Linked DNA regions of Homo sapiens: region 2 is linked to region 1. The links are chromatin contacts, found by Hi-C or POLR2A ChIA-PET in ENCODE. All regions are on one chromosome and are shown on one strand. Each heading gives the region's core, a stretch centred on a gene start or an enhancer-like site at or near the end of the contact. The rest is flanking DNA. Distances are from core to core; before and after follow the strand shown. Region 1 holds the start of DNAL1 (dynein axonemal light chain 1). Region 2 holds the start of PAPLN-AS1 (PAPLN antisense RNA 1).

The links. Hi-C counts contacts between places; a loop is a spot of excess contacts on that map. ChIA-PET counts read pairs that join two places held with the same protein, here RNA polymerase II (POLR2A). Pooled maps may share reads with other maps.
Region 2: a pooled map shows a loop between it and region 1 (2.6-fold over the local background). The contact joins the promoter of PAPLN-AS1 here to the promoter of DNAL1 in region 1. A Hi-C loop is called at or near these places in 5 of 37 single-sample maps with no recorded cell type and 4 of 50 pooled maps. POLR2A ChIA-PET finds 5 or more read pairs at or near these places in 1 of 52 experiments (activated CD4-positive, alpha-beta T cell).

What each region holds. Positions count from the first base shown.
Region 1 is chr14:73,642,204-73,647,856 of GRCh38, forward strand. It overlaps DNAL1 (dynein axonemal light chain 1), which reads left to right and starts at 2,783. Exons shown (of 8, transcript NM_031427.4): 1 at 2,783-2,839. The coding sequence starts at 2,837.
Region 2 is chr14:73,243,911-73,250,167 of GRCh38, forward strand. PAPLN-AS1 (PAPLN antisense RNA 1) reads right to left here and starts at 2,091. Exons shown (of 2, transcript NR_135248.1): 1 at 1,614-2,091; 2 at 108-1,334. PAPLN (papilin, proteoglycan like sulfated glycoprotein) reads left to right here. Exons shown (of 27, transcript NM_001365906.3): 3 at 734-849; 4 at 1,726-1,786; 5 at 2,163-2,265; 6 at 6,074-6,204. It also overlaps the pseudogene RNU6-419P. RefSeq lists silencers at 1,926-2,195, 4,664-4,743 and enhancers at 3,143-3,212, 3,351-3,852.

The DNA.
Region 1 (5,653 bases), core at 1,533-4,032:
TTGTTTTGAGACAGGTTCTCGTTCTGTCGCCCATGCTAGAGTACAGTGGCGCAATCTTGGCTCACTGCAACCTCTGCCTCCTGGGTTCAGGCAATTCTCCTGCCTCAGCCACTCGAGTAGCTGGGAATACAGGCATGAGCCACCATGCCCAGCTAATTTTTGTGTTTTTAGTGGAGACGGGGTTTTGCCATGTTGGACAGGGTAGTCTCGAACGCCTGACCTCAAGTGATCTGCCCGCCTCGGCCTCCCAAAGTGCTGGGATTACAGGTGTGAGCCACTGTGTCAGGCCCTAAAAGTTAAAGATTTCTTAACATATTCTATTTGGTTCTGTTTTGTATCATTTAACACTATTTTACTTATACTTTTCAAAGGGTCTGCTAGATATTCTGAATTAGGGAACACTGTTTCAATACTATTTATTTATTTATTTATTTTTGAGACAGAGTTTCACTCTTGTTGCCCAGGCTGGAGTGCAATGGTGCGATCTTGGCTCACTGTAACCTCCGCCTCCAGGGTTCAAGCGATTCTCCTGCCTCAGCCTCCAGAGTAACTGGGATTACAGGTATGCGCCACCACGCCCAACTAATTTTGTATTTTTAGTAGAGACGGGGTTTCTCCATGTTGGTCAAGCTGGTCTGGAACTCCCGGCCTCAGGTGATCTGCCTGCCTCGGCTTCCCAAAGTGCTGGGATTACAGGCGTGAGCCACCACGCTCGGCCTTCAATACTATTTTTAAACTTTCTTTCAACTTATTTTATCCAGGCCTGAAATAAGAGCAAGCAGACCCACACATTCTCTGGTGAACAGGTTTTGGAATCTATTTTGTCATTTTGTAGGATATGAAAGAACAAAAGAAGGGTCCAAGTTATATAATTCTTTTATTTTCTGTGTGAATGTTTTTAACCTTTGAGAATCTGGAACTCAAAATGTTCTTTATGTGAAGTGTACCAAGATTTTGAAACCTATCCAATAGTCCCATAGACAGTTTTTTAAAAAATAAACATAGAAATTGACCCTTCCGGTTTTAAAGCTTAAAATTTAGGTATCCCCCAGACATCTCAGAAAGTATCAAAGAACTTAAACTTACCAGATCACTACATATGAATTTTGGTGTACCACCACTCAGTCCACAGCAAACATTAAACCCTCATAATATCCTTTTAGATATATGTTTATATACGTGTGTGTACTATGTATAACTTTTCCATTTTTTTGCTTTGTTTTTTGTTTTAGAGACAGGGTCTGGCTCTGTTGCCCAGGGTGGAGTGCAATGGCACAATTAGAGCTCACCTAAGCCTCAAACTCCTCAAATGATCCTCCTGCTTCAGTCTCCCCAGTAGCTGGGACTATGGGTGTTGTACCACCATGCCTCGCTAATTTTTATTTTTTACAGAGCCAGGGTCTTGTTACGTTGCCCAGGCTGGTCTTGAACTCCTGGGTTCAAGGGATCCTCTTACTTTGGCCTCCCAAATTTCTGGGATTACAGGCATGAACAAACTGCACCAGGCCACTATGTATAATTTTAAAGGAAAATCGTACCAACTATTTTGTTTGGTAACTTCTATTTTTACTTGAAATATGACTATCTTTGGATGTGAATAGATGCCTTTCAGCAAGTCAATTGTACTTTTTTAGTGTAAGTACATTATTGCATTGGATGTTCAATACTACTAACCAATTTTCTCTCTCTTTTTGTTTGTTTGTTTGTTTGTTTTGAGACGGAGTGTCACTCTTGTTGCCCAGACTGGAGTGCAATGGCGCGATCTCGGCTCACTGCAACCTCCGCCTCCCGGGTTCAAGCAATTCTCGTGCCTCAGGCTCCGGAATTGCTGGGACTACAGGCGCGTGCCACCACACCCGGCTAATTTTTGTATTTTTAGTAGAGACGGGGTTTCACCATGTTGGCCAGGCTGGGCTCAAGTGGTCAAGTGGTCCGCCCTCCTCAGCCTCCTAAAGTGCTAGGATTACAGGCGTGAGCCACCAGTCCCGGCCACCAATTCTCTTTTGTTGATAATTGAGTTGATTTTTTTTTTTCTATTAAAGCTTTGAACATACATCTCTGTGCTCAGGATAAAGTCCTGGAAGTGGAACTGCTGGATCACAAAGGGTGCAAAAGTTTTTGAACAGCCAACAGCCTTCCAGAAAGGCTGTATCAATTATAAACAGCAGCGTATTTGTGTGTCCCTACTTCACCATACCCCTAGCAACTCTATGAATTATTATTATTGTTAATAATTTTTAGCTCATTTGGTAGGTGGGGAAAAAAAGACACCCTGGTGATTAAAACCAACAATTTGTGATATTTAAAATGTGGAACCGAGCTTTCAGCTGCCTCTGGCTCCCTGGAGGATCCGGGGTAAAGAAACATAAAATGGGTGGAGTTTGGCTCTGGTATTCTCAGTGGGATGGGATGGAGAGGGAAATTACAGCAAGCCGCTTATTCTCCCCTCGTCCGGAAAAGGGTGGGAAACGCCATCGTTAGGGCAAAGGAATTAAGAACATTATTTTATGAAAAGGGTAGTTGTTAGGGGGACGTTTTAAGGTTTTTAACTTTAGGCGGACAAGTCACTACAGATCAGCTGAAATTGCTTTCGGTCCTGACTACTCCTGTGCGGGGTTAAGACCTAAGGAAGCAAAAGGGCAGCCAGCAACAGCCGGACGGGAGGACCCCGGCGGCCGCCACGCAGTCCCACAATGCCCCGCTCGCACCACCCTGAGGGCGGAGAGAAAGGACCGCTGCCGGGGATAGGGCTTCCGCCGAGAGCGCCGAGAAGTGCGCACGCGCACTGACCCCGCGGGCCCTAGCAACCAGAGCAGTGACAGTAGCAACCGCCGGAATGGTGAGTACCTTTCGGGCCGCGTAGCCAAAGCTGAGAGAAGATTGGGAGTGGAAAAGGGTGACTGTGGAGTGTTGAGGGTCTGGGGGTCCTTGAACAGCGGAAGGGAGCCGGTAGCTGACGCTAGCTCTGTGGAGTCAGGGGCCCGAGGCGAAAGAGAAGCCCTGGCCGGGGGTGGTCTGTGGTGAGGGCGGCCTGGGGTGGATCGGAGGTTGGGTTAAGGTGGAGGGACTCAGACAGGAGAAAAGGGAGGGCGAAGAGCAGGAAATTCTCTAAAAAGAGCGTATTGGAGTGGGAAGGGTGATGGGAAGGAGAGTGTAGATAAAGATATCTCTTTACATAGAAGTAATTTTAGTGACCCCCCCGTCGAGATGCAGGGAGGGGCTGGTTACCAGAGGGTTCTGTATAACACGGATTGCAGCAGTTTTCGTAACCTGTGATGTACCCAGGTTGCCTTCTGAATGACTACGAGGGCAGTTATTAGGTGACACTGTAAAGCACACTCTGATGGATATATTAGAGCAGTGATTCTCAAATTTCAGTATGCATAGGTATGGGCTTGTTGGAATGCAGATTGTGAATTTTTAATATGATTGGGGGTTTCAGGAATGTGCATTTCGACAACACACCTCAAGTGATTATAAAATTGGAGGGCATCCCACCACACTGAGAAATGCTGTTGCCTTAGGTTTGAAATCTACCAGCTGTCTATCCAATGAGAGCTCTTTATGAAGTAATGGTTTTACCTAGAGATGCTCCTCAACTCTTACTTGATGTGTTCACTCTCTTGCTTACATACTTGGTAGTTCTAACTAGTCGTTTGAAAAGGATTGCAGACCCAGCCAGAGCTATTGAGCAAAGTATGTGATGTCCTACTGGATAGAGATGTTTATGAAGAAGAAGCATAATTACTTGTCTTCTTTTTGTGATTCCAGTGCTATATAAGTGGGCAGAAATTGAGCCCAGGAGATGGAAATGATGAGGAAGTCATGCCTGCCCTCAACAAGATGAAATACCACTCTTTAAAAAGTAGTTTCCCCCCTGCTTTCCTTACTTTGTTCCCCAAGCAGTTAGCTGAAAATCACTGCCAAGGAAAGTTAAAAGTTCTGGAACCTAGGTTTATATTCAGGTGAAGAAAGGCTCAGACCTAAATATTTATGAAAGTATGAACCATGGTGATTGTTGAAAATCTTCAAATAGAGAATCAGAACCAGTACAGTTATAAGTCACTTAATGATGACAGGGATACATTCTAACAAACACATTATTGGCAGTTTTGCCTTGCAAACATCATAGAATATGCTTACAAAAACCAGATGGTGTAGGCTATTGCTCCTAGGCTACAAAGTTTTACAGCATTTTACTATACTGAATACTGTAGGCAGTTGAAACAAGGTATTTGTGTATTTAAACATAGAAAAGCGGCCAGGGTGTGGTGGCTCACACCTGTAATCCCAGAGGCCTGTAATCCCAGCACTTTGTGAGGCCGAGGCGGGCAGATCACCTGAGGTCAGGAGTTCAAGATCCACCTGGCCAACATGGTGAAACTCCGCCTCTACTAAAAATACAAAGATTAGCGGGGCATGGTGGCGAGTGGCTGTAATCCCAGCTACTCAGGAGGCTGAGGCATGAGAATCTCTTGAACCTGGGAGGTGGAGGTTGCAGTGAGCTGAGATCGCACCACTGCACTCCAGCCTGAGCAACAGAGCAAGACCCTGTCTCAAATAAACAAACAAACAAACATAGAAAAGTTACAGTATTACAATCTTATGTAACCACTGTCTTATATGTGGTTGGTTGTTAACTGAAACTTGTTATGCAGCTCATGACTGTATTTAGAACTGGCTTAGTCTGCAAACTAGCAGACCTGGGTCCCTCCAGAAATATTGACCCACATAGTATTTCAATTTAAAAAAATTTATCTTTCAGTGTCTTTTTTTCCCCCTTATGACCTGCCACTTCAGGACAATGTCTTCAAATGATGATATTTCACATTAAAACCAAGATTTCCAATTTCTCTTGAAAAATAAATATTGGGGCAGGGCACGGTGGCTCACACCTTTAATTCCAGCACTTTGGTAGGCCGAGGTGGGCGGATCACGAGGTCAGAAGATCGAGACCATCCTGGCTATCATGGTGAAACCCCATCACTACTAAAAATAGAAAAAAAAAGAAATTAGCCAGGCGTGGTGGTAGGCGCCTATAGTCCTAGCTACTCGGGAGGCTGAGGCAGGAGAATGGCGTGAACCCGGGAGGCGGAGCTTGCAGTGAGCTGAGATTGAGCCACTGCACTCCAGCCTGGGCGACAGAGCAAGACTCTGTCTCAAAAAAAAAAAAAAAAAGAAAAAGAAAAAGAAAAAGAAATATGTTTCACCATTGGACACTTTTTTTCACATTTTCGTATTACTGAGATATAGTGTGTTATAACTGGCAGCATCTTTTCTTACTTAATGATACATAAAATAAAGGTGTTACTCAATGGAGTTTTTAAATTTGAAGAAGTATGGTGTATTAGGGTAGCTCTTTTCCCCAAGTCCCACCTGCTAACAGTTGTCTGGAGCTGAGTAGAGGTTATCTTCTTTACACTAGTCCTGTCCTTAGTTGGCCAGTTTTACTTATTAGTTAAGTCCATGAGGACCTTCAGGCATTTGAGTTTTTGACTCCTTCTATCCATAGGAAAACCAGTTAAACCTTATACAAATTTATATTGCTGCAATAAACAGCTAGATGGCTTCAACTCTTTTTCTACTAACAGTGTTGTGAAAATACTTTTTTATGGACCCATGCAAAAGATTTCTCTTGGAAACACACCCAGGA
Region 2 (6,257 bases), core at 841-3,340, 400 kb before region 1:
TACCTCACAGTCTAAAAGGCTGCTCCAACTCCAGCCATCACATCTGCTTCCCAGACAGCCTGAAAGAGTACAGGAGGAAGGAGAAAAGGACAAAGGCTCACGCAGGCTCTCTCTTGAGGAGATTATTTGCGGCAGCTGCCCAACACTTGTATTTACATCTCACTGATGAGAACTAAGTGATGTAGCCACAGTTAGCTGCAGGCAGTCCAGGAAATGTATTTTTTTTTTAAATTTTGGGCAGCCAGGTACCCAGCTGAGTCAAGTTTTCAAGCATTCTCTCACAATGGGAGAAGGAGGGGATGAATATTGGGGTACTCCTGGGAGTCTCGGCCAGATTAGCAGGATCCCCCCACGTTGCTTCCCTTTATTTTCTTTTAGGCCCCCCTCCCCTACATCACGGTTAACCTACAAATGCCTGGACCCTCAAACTGCCCCTGGCTGTAGGGTCCCTCCCCTCCAGTGGCCCCTGAAACTCCAAACTCTTCCCAGCTGCTCCTGCTCCCGCCCTCCAGGCCTGGCTCTCAGCTCCTTATGAGGAAAGCAGGCTAATTCTGAAAAGGAATATGTTTTGGGGTGCCCGGCAGTGTTGCTGAGTCCTAAAGGTGGGCCCTGGAAGGGAGAATCCCAGACTCCTTGATGGGTAGGGGAGGGTTTTAGGCAGAGCATCTTTGGAGGGGCCTCTGGGCTCAGGCTGTGAGTGGGCAATGCTGATGCATGGTCCTGTCTTCTGCAGGCTCCCAAGGTGAGGCGGCAGAGTGACACCTGGGGACCCTGGAGCCAGTGGAGCCCCTGCAGCCGGACCTGTGGAGGGGGTGTCAGCTTCCGGGAGCGCCCCTGCTACTCCCAGAGGTAGGAGAGATGAAAATGGGCCAGCTTGTTAAAGCAGGAGCAGGGGATGCTGCCTTCTGGGTGGTGGGCTAGGTGGTCGTGGCCTAGGCTAGCACTGGCCACATCAGCAGAACCCACCAAGGAGCAGATTCATTCTGGAAGCAGCATCAGTTCAGCGCAGGAAATCAAACCATTTCCCAGGGCCTTCCACTCTGAGCTGGAGCACGCGTGCTGCCTGTTGCCCCTGGTCTCCAGCTCCTGATGCTGCACCGGCCTGCAGTATGGCAGGTGCAGTCAATTTTGCTGGAACTGGTAAATAATCTTCAACCGGCAGTTCCCAATTCCTGTGGTTTCTTTACCGAGTACAGATGTTCCCCACTTCAAGCGATTTATTAAATGCTTGCTGTGTGTGCTGCACTCCGGCAGGGTCAGTGGAGAAGGTGGGGCACAGAAGGAGTAGTGAGGTGCCTCTGTCCCGGTTTGTATAGGGGTTGTTCCTGAGAACCCTATGTGAGGAGGAATGAGAGACCAGGAATGATCCTAAGAGCCTTATACTGATGTCCTGCTTAGATCGCAGGATGGCTGTGCCAAGCGGGTGGGTATTATATCTCATGCACCTCGGGTCTTCTCTGGGAATCTGCCTAAGATGCAGTGGAGTGGTCCCGCCTTAAATCCAAACTATAGGGTGGGTAGGGCTCTGAGTCCCGCTTCTCTGGAGTACCAACATGGGTCGCTCACTCCCACCTGGGGGATTTACGGGGTGGGGTCGGGGGACACCCTCTCACCTTGCTGCTCCCACTGGAGAGTCCCGCAGAAGTTGGGGCCTGCAGAGAGCCCCAGAACGGGGGCAGGGACGTTGGGTCTCGGTCAGGTCTTCCCGGTGCTCTGGTCCCGCAGGAGAGATGGAGGCTCCAGCTGCGTGGGCCCCGCCCGGAGCCACCGCTCTTGTCGCACGGAGGTAAAGCTCACGGGGCGCGGGCGAAGGCACCAGCTTCCCCAGCCCCTCCTGGCCGATTTCCCCATTGGGATGCCCGCTCCTGGCCGCGGGCTGCTGGGTTGGCCCAGCCTGGGGTCCTCCCGCCAATCCACAGCAGGGCTGCGTGGGGGCCCCTTCCTCACCCTGCTCCCGGGGACTGGCCTTGCCCTCCACAGCCTAGAGCACCATGGAGGGGCACGCACAGGAGTTCGGGGGTCCGGGGGGCGGACTCCACCTCCGGCGGCTCCGATGGGGCAGGCAAGGGAGACTCCTGGGCTCCCTGGGCTCGGGCGGGGCGGGAGGTGGGCGGACCTCGGACTCCGCCCTCCTGGATCCCGACTTCCCCTCCGCCCCGCAGAGCTGCCCCGACGGCGCCCGGGACTTCCGGGCCGAGCAGTGCGCGGAGTTCGACGGAGCGGAGTTCCAGGGGCGGCGGTATCGGTGGCTGCCCTACTACAGCGGTGAGCGCGGCCGGGACTCGCTCTCTCGGGGCCTCTTGTATACCTACGTTGATGCCACAGTTCCTATTGCCGTATTATAGAGGCGTTGTCATATATATATATATTAGAGACAGTCTCACTGTGTTGCCCAGGCTGGTCTTGAACTCCTGGGCTCAAGGGATCCGCCGGCAGCGACCTCCCAGAGTGCTGGGATTGCAGGCGTGAGCCACTGTACCCGACCAATTTTTTTTTTTTTTTTTTTTTTTTTTTTTGGGTGGGCGCGGGGGCTCGCAATGTACAGGAAATCTTGTAGACCACAGGACCCACCTTTGGGGAGGAGAGGGTCTGCAGAGGTCCCTCGAGAGAGAGCAAGAGGTCTCTCTTTTTCTTTATCTTTTTTTCTTTTCTTTCTCTCTCGTTCTCTCTCGCTTGCTCTTTTTTCTCTCTTCCTTTCCTTTCCTTTTTTTCTTTTCCTTTTTCTTTCTTTCTTTTTTTTTTTTTTTTGAGACAGGATCTTGCCCAGGCTTGAGTGCAGCAGTGTCATGTCAGCTGGGCAGCATGTACCTCCCAAGCTCAATCAATCCTTCCACCTCAGCCTCCCAAATAATTTTTAAAGTAAATATGGAATGCTTCATGAATTTGCATGCCATACCAGCTAAGGGGGCAGGGGCTGTGCTAATCTCTGTATCGTTCCAATTTTAGTATATGTGCTGCCAGAGCCAGCATTTGTCAAATACCCCATCGATCAACCCATAATGAATCAATCACCAGTACCCCTGCTCCCCCCAGCACATGCCCGTGGCAACACCATGGCAGCCATTTTGAGGTCTTTCCATCCTTTCTCCCCTTATGTATGTATATTTTCAAACGAAGCTATGGTGTGTCTATACCATTTTGAGCCCTGTTTTTGCTCAGTCTGCTATGGGAAGCGTTCCTCCCGTCGCACAGAGACGGAGATGGGGAACCCCGGGAGCGGTAGCAATGGTGCCCCACGGTCATCCTGCAGGAGGGGCTGGAAGGGGCTTGGTACACCAAGACTTCATTTATCAAGGATCTGGGGGCCAGAGGAGATGGTCTGTGCACCTCTGAGGAGGGTATAAGTCATTAATTTTTAGAGAAATACAGTTCAGGGAAAAAACACCCAGGTAAGCACCAACATGTATGTCATTAAGCATTTTAGATGAATCAGAAGATTCCTCAAGACAAGTCTTCTGAGTGTTCGTTTTCCCTGCTTGCGGCAAATGACCTCTGGAGACCCTGTGGCACTCTAGATTCCAGATCAAGGAGCACTTATATTCTCTCTGTGTGTGTGTGGTGGGGATCGTGGCTGTGGGCATGGCCCAGTGGGAGTCTCATATCCTGTGTATGTGTGTGTGTGTGTTGTGGGGATCGTGGCTGTGGGCATGGCGCAGTGGGAGTCTCATGTCCTCTGTGCGTGTGTGTGTGTGTTGTGCCGATCGTGGCAGTGGGTGTGGCCCAGTGGGAGTCTCTTATCCTGTGTGTGTGTGCGTGTGTGTGTGTGTGTGTTGTGGGGATCGTGGCTGTGGGCATGGCCCAGTGGGAGTCTCATGTCCTCTGTGCGTGTGTGTGTGTGTTGTGCCGATAGTGGCAGTGGGCGTGGCCCAGTGGGAGTCTCTTATCCCGTGTGTGTGTGTGTGTGTGTGTGTGTGTGTGTGTGTGTGTGTGGTGGCGATCGTGGCTGTGGGCGTGGCCCAGTGGGAGTCTCATATCCTCCGTGTGTGTGTGTGTGTGTGTGTGTGTGTGTGTGTGTGTGTGTGTGTTGTGGGGACCGTGGCTGTGGGCATGGCCCACTGGGAGTCTCATATCCTCTGTGTGTGTGTGTGTGTGTGTGTGTGTGTGTGTGTGTGTGTGTGTTGGGATTGTGGCTGTGGGTGTGGCCCAGTGGGAGTCTCATATCCTCTGTGTGTGTGTGTGTGTGTGTGTGTGTGTGTGCGCGTGTGTGTGTTGTGGGGATCGTGGCTGTGGGCATGGCCCAGTGGGAGTCTCATATCCTCTGTGTGTGTGTGTGTGTGTCTGTGTGTGTTGTGGGGATTGTGGCTGTGGGCATGGCCCAGTGGGAGTCTCATATCCTCTATGTGTGTGTGTGTGTGTGTGTGTGTTGTGGGGATTGTGGCTGTGGGCGTGACCCAGTGGGACTCTAGCTTTCAGAATTCCCCCTGGATCCTGAAGTGGACACATGTCAAAAATAATTTGATTATAGTCACATGATAGAAAAATTGGAACACAGGGGAAAGTCTAAAAAGAGAGTAGAGGGATACCTTCCATGGTATGGAGATGATTATAATCCTGTTTGTACTTTTGGGTTGTTTTAAAATGTGTATATATTTAGATAAATATAAAAATTAAGGTAGGGTACAGTGGCTCATGCCCGTAATCCCAGCACTTTGGGAGGCTGAGGCAGGAGGATCACTTGAGTCCAGGAATTTGAGACAAGCCTGGGCAATGTGTGAAACCCCATCTCTACCAAAAATACGAAGATTAGCCAGGCATACAAAGATTAGCTAGGCATGGTTGCACACCCATGTAGTCCCAGCTATTCGAGAAGCTGAGGTGGGAGGATCACTTGAGCCCAGGAAGTTGAGGCTGCAGTGAGTCAAGATCACACCACTGCACTCCAGCCCGGACGACAGAGTGAGATCTTGTCTCCAAAAGAAGAAAAAAAAATTAAAACCAGGCCAGGTACAGTGGCTCCTGCTTGTAATCCTGGTGCTTTGGAAGGCTGAGGCAGGAGGATCATTTGAGCCCAGGAGTTTGAAACCAGCCTGGGTATCGTAGTGAGACCCTGTCTCTACAAAAAATAAAAAAATTAGCTGGGTATGATGGCATGTGCCTATAGTCCCAACTATTCGAGAGACTGAGGCTGGAGGACCACTTGAGTCTCGGAGGTAGAGGCTGCTGTGAGCTTTGATCGTGCCTCTGCATTCCAGCCTGGGAGACAGAGTGAGATCCCATCTGAAAAACATTAAAACCAGAAAAAAGTTATCCTCATCCTGCCCCTTTCACAAGATCACTGTTAGCATTTCATTTTAGCCCCTTTCACATTATTCTCTCCATATATGCTTACATATTTGTAATTATTGCATAGTAATCACCATTTTGCATTCTGTGTTTTAAGCATCTTCCCACACCATATAGTCTTCACAATCATCATTTGTAACTGCATAGTCAGCATGTGTAATATTCCATTGATAATTTATTTAAAGAGTAGCCTGTTATGGCCATGCACAGTGGTTTACACCTGTAATCCCAGCACTTTGGGAGGCTGAGGCAGGTGGATCACCTGAGGTCAGGAGTTCGAGACCAGCCTGCCCAACATGGTGAAACCCCATCTCTACTAAAAGTACAAAACTTAGCCGGGTGTGGTGGCGCGTGCCTGTAGTCCCGGCTACTAGGGGGGCTGAGGCAGGAGAATTGCTTAAACTAGGGAGGCGGAGGTTGCAGTGAGTCGAGATCGTGCCACTGCACTCCAGCCTGGGCAACAAGAGCGAGACTCCACCTCAAAAAAAAAAAAAAAAAAAAAGTAGCCTGTTGTAACCACCTCAGCTGTGGTAAATAATGCTGAGGTAGACTTCTTTAAGTGTTTCACTTTTTCCTGATTCTGGGATTTTTCTTCGACTTGATCCTTAGAGGTGCAACAGATTCATGGAGACGGTCCCTTCTCCTGGGGATGGGGCGGGGATCTGTGCTCTGCGGGGCCTGCTGCAGGGCTTTCTGACCCATGCTTTCCTGTTGCTAGGGTAAGCCTTGGGTCTTGGGGAGGGGCATCATCAACCTCAGGATCTCAGTCTTGCCTTCCTGCCCACCCCAGCCCCAAACAAGTGTGAACTGAACTGCATTCCCAAGGGGGAGAACTTCTACTACAAGCACAGGGAGGCTGTGGTTGATGGGACGCCCTGCGAGCCTGGCAAGAGGGATGTCTGTGTGGATGGCAGCTGCCGGGTGAGTGGTGCCCCAGCCCCTCCCTGCCTCCGGGCTGCCTGGGGGCTCAGTGC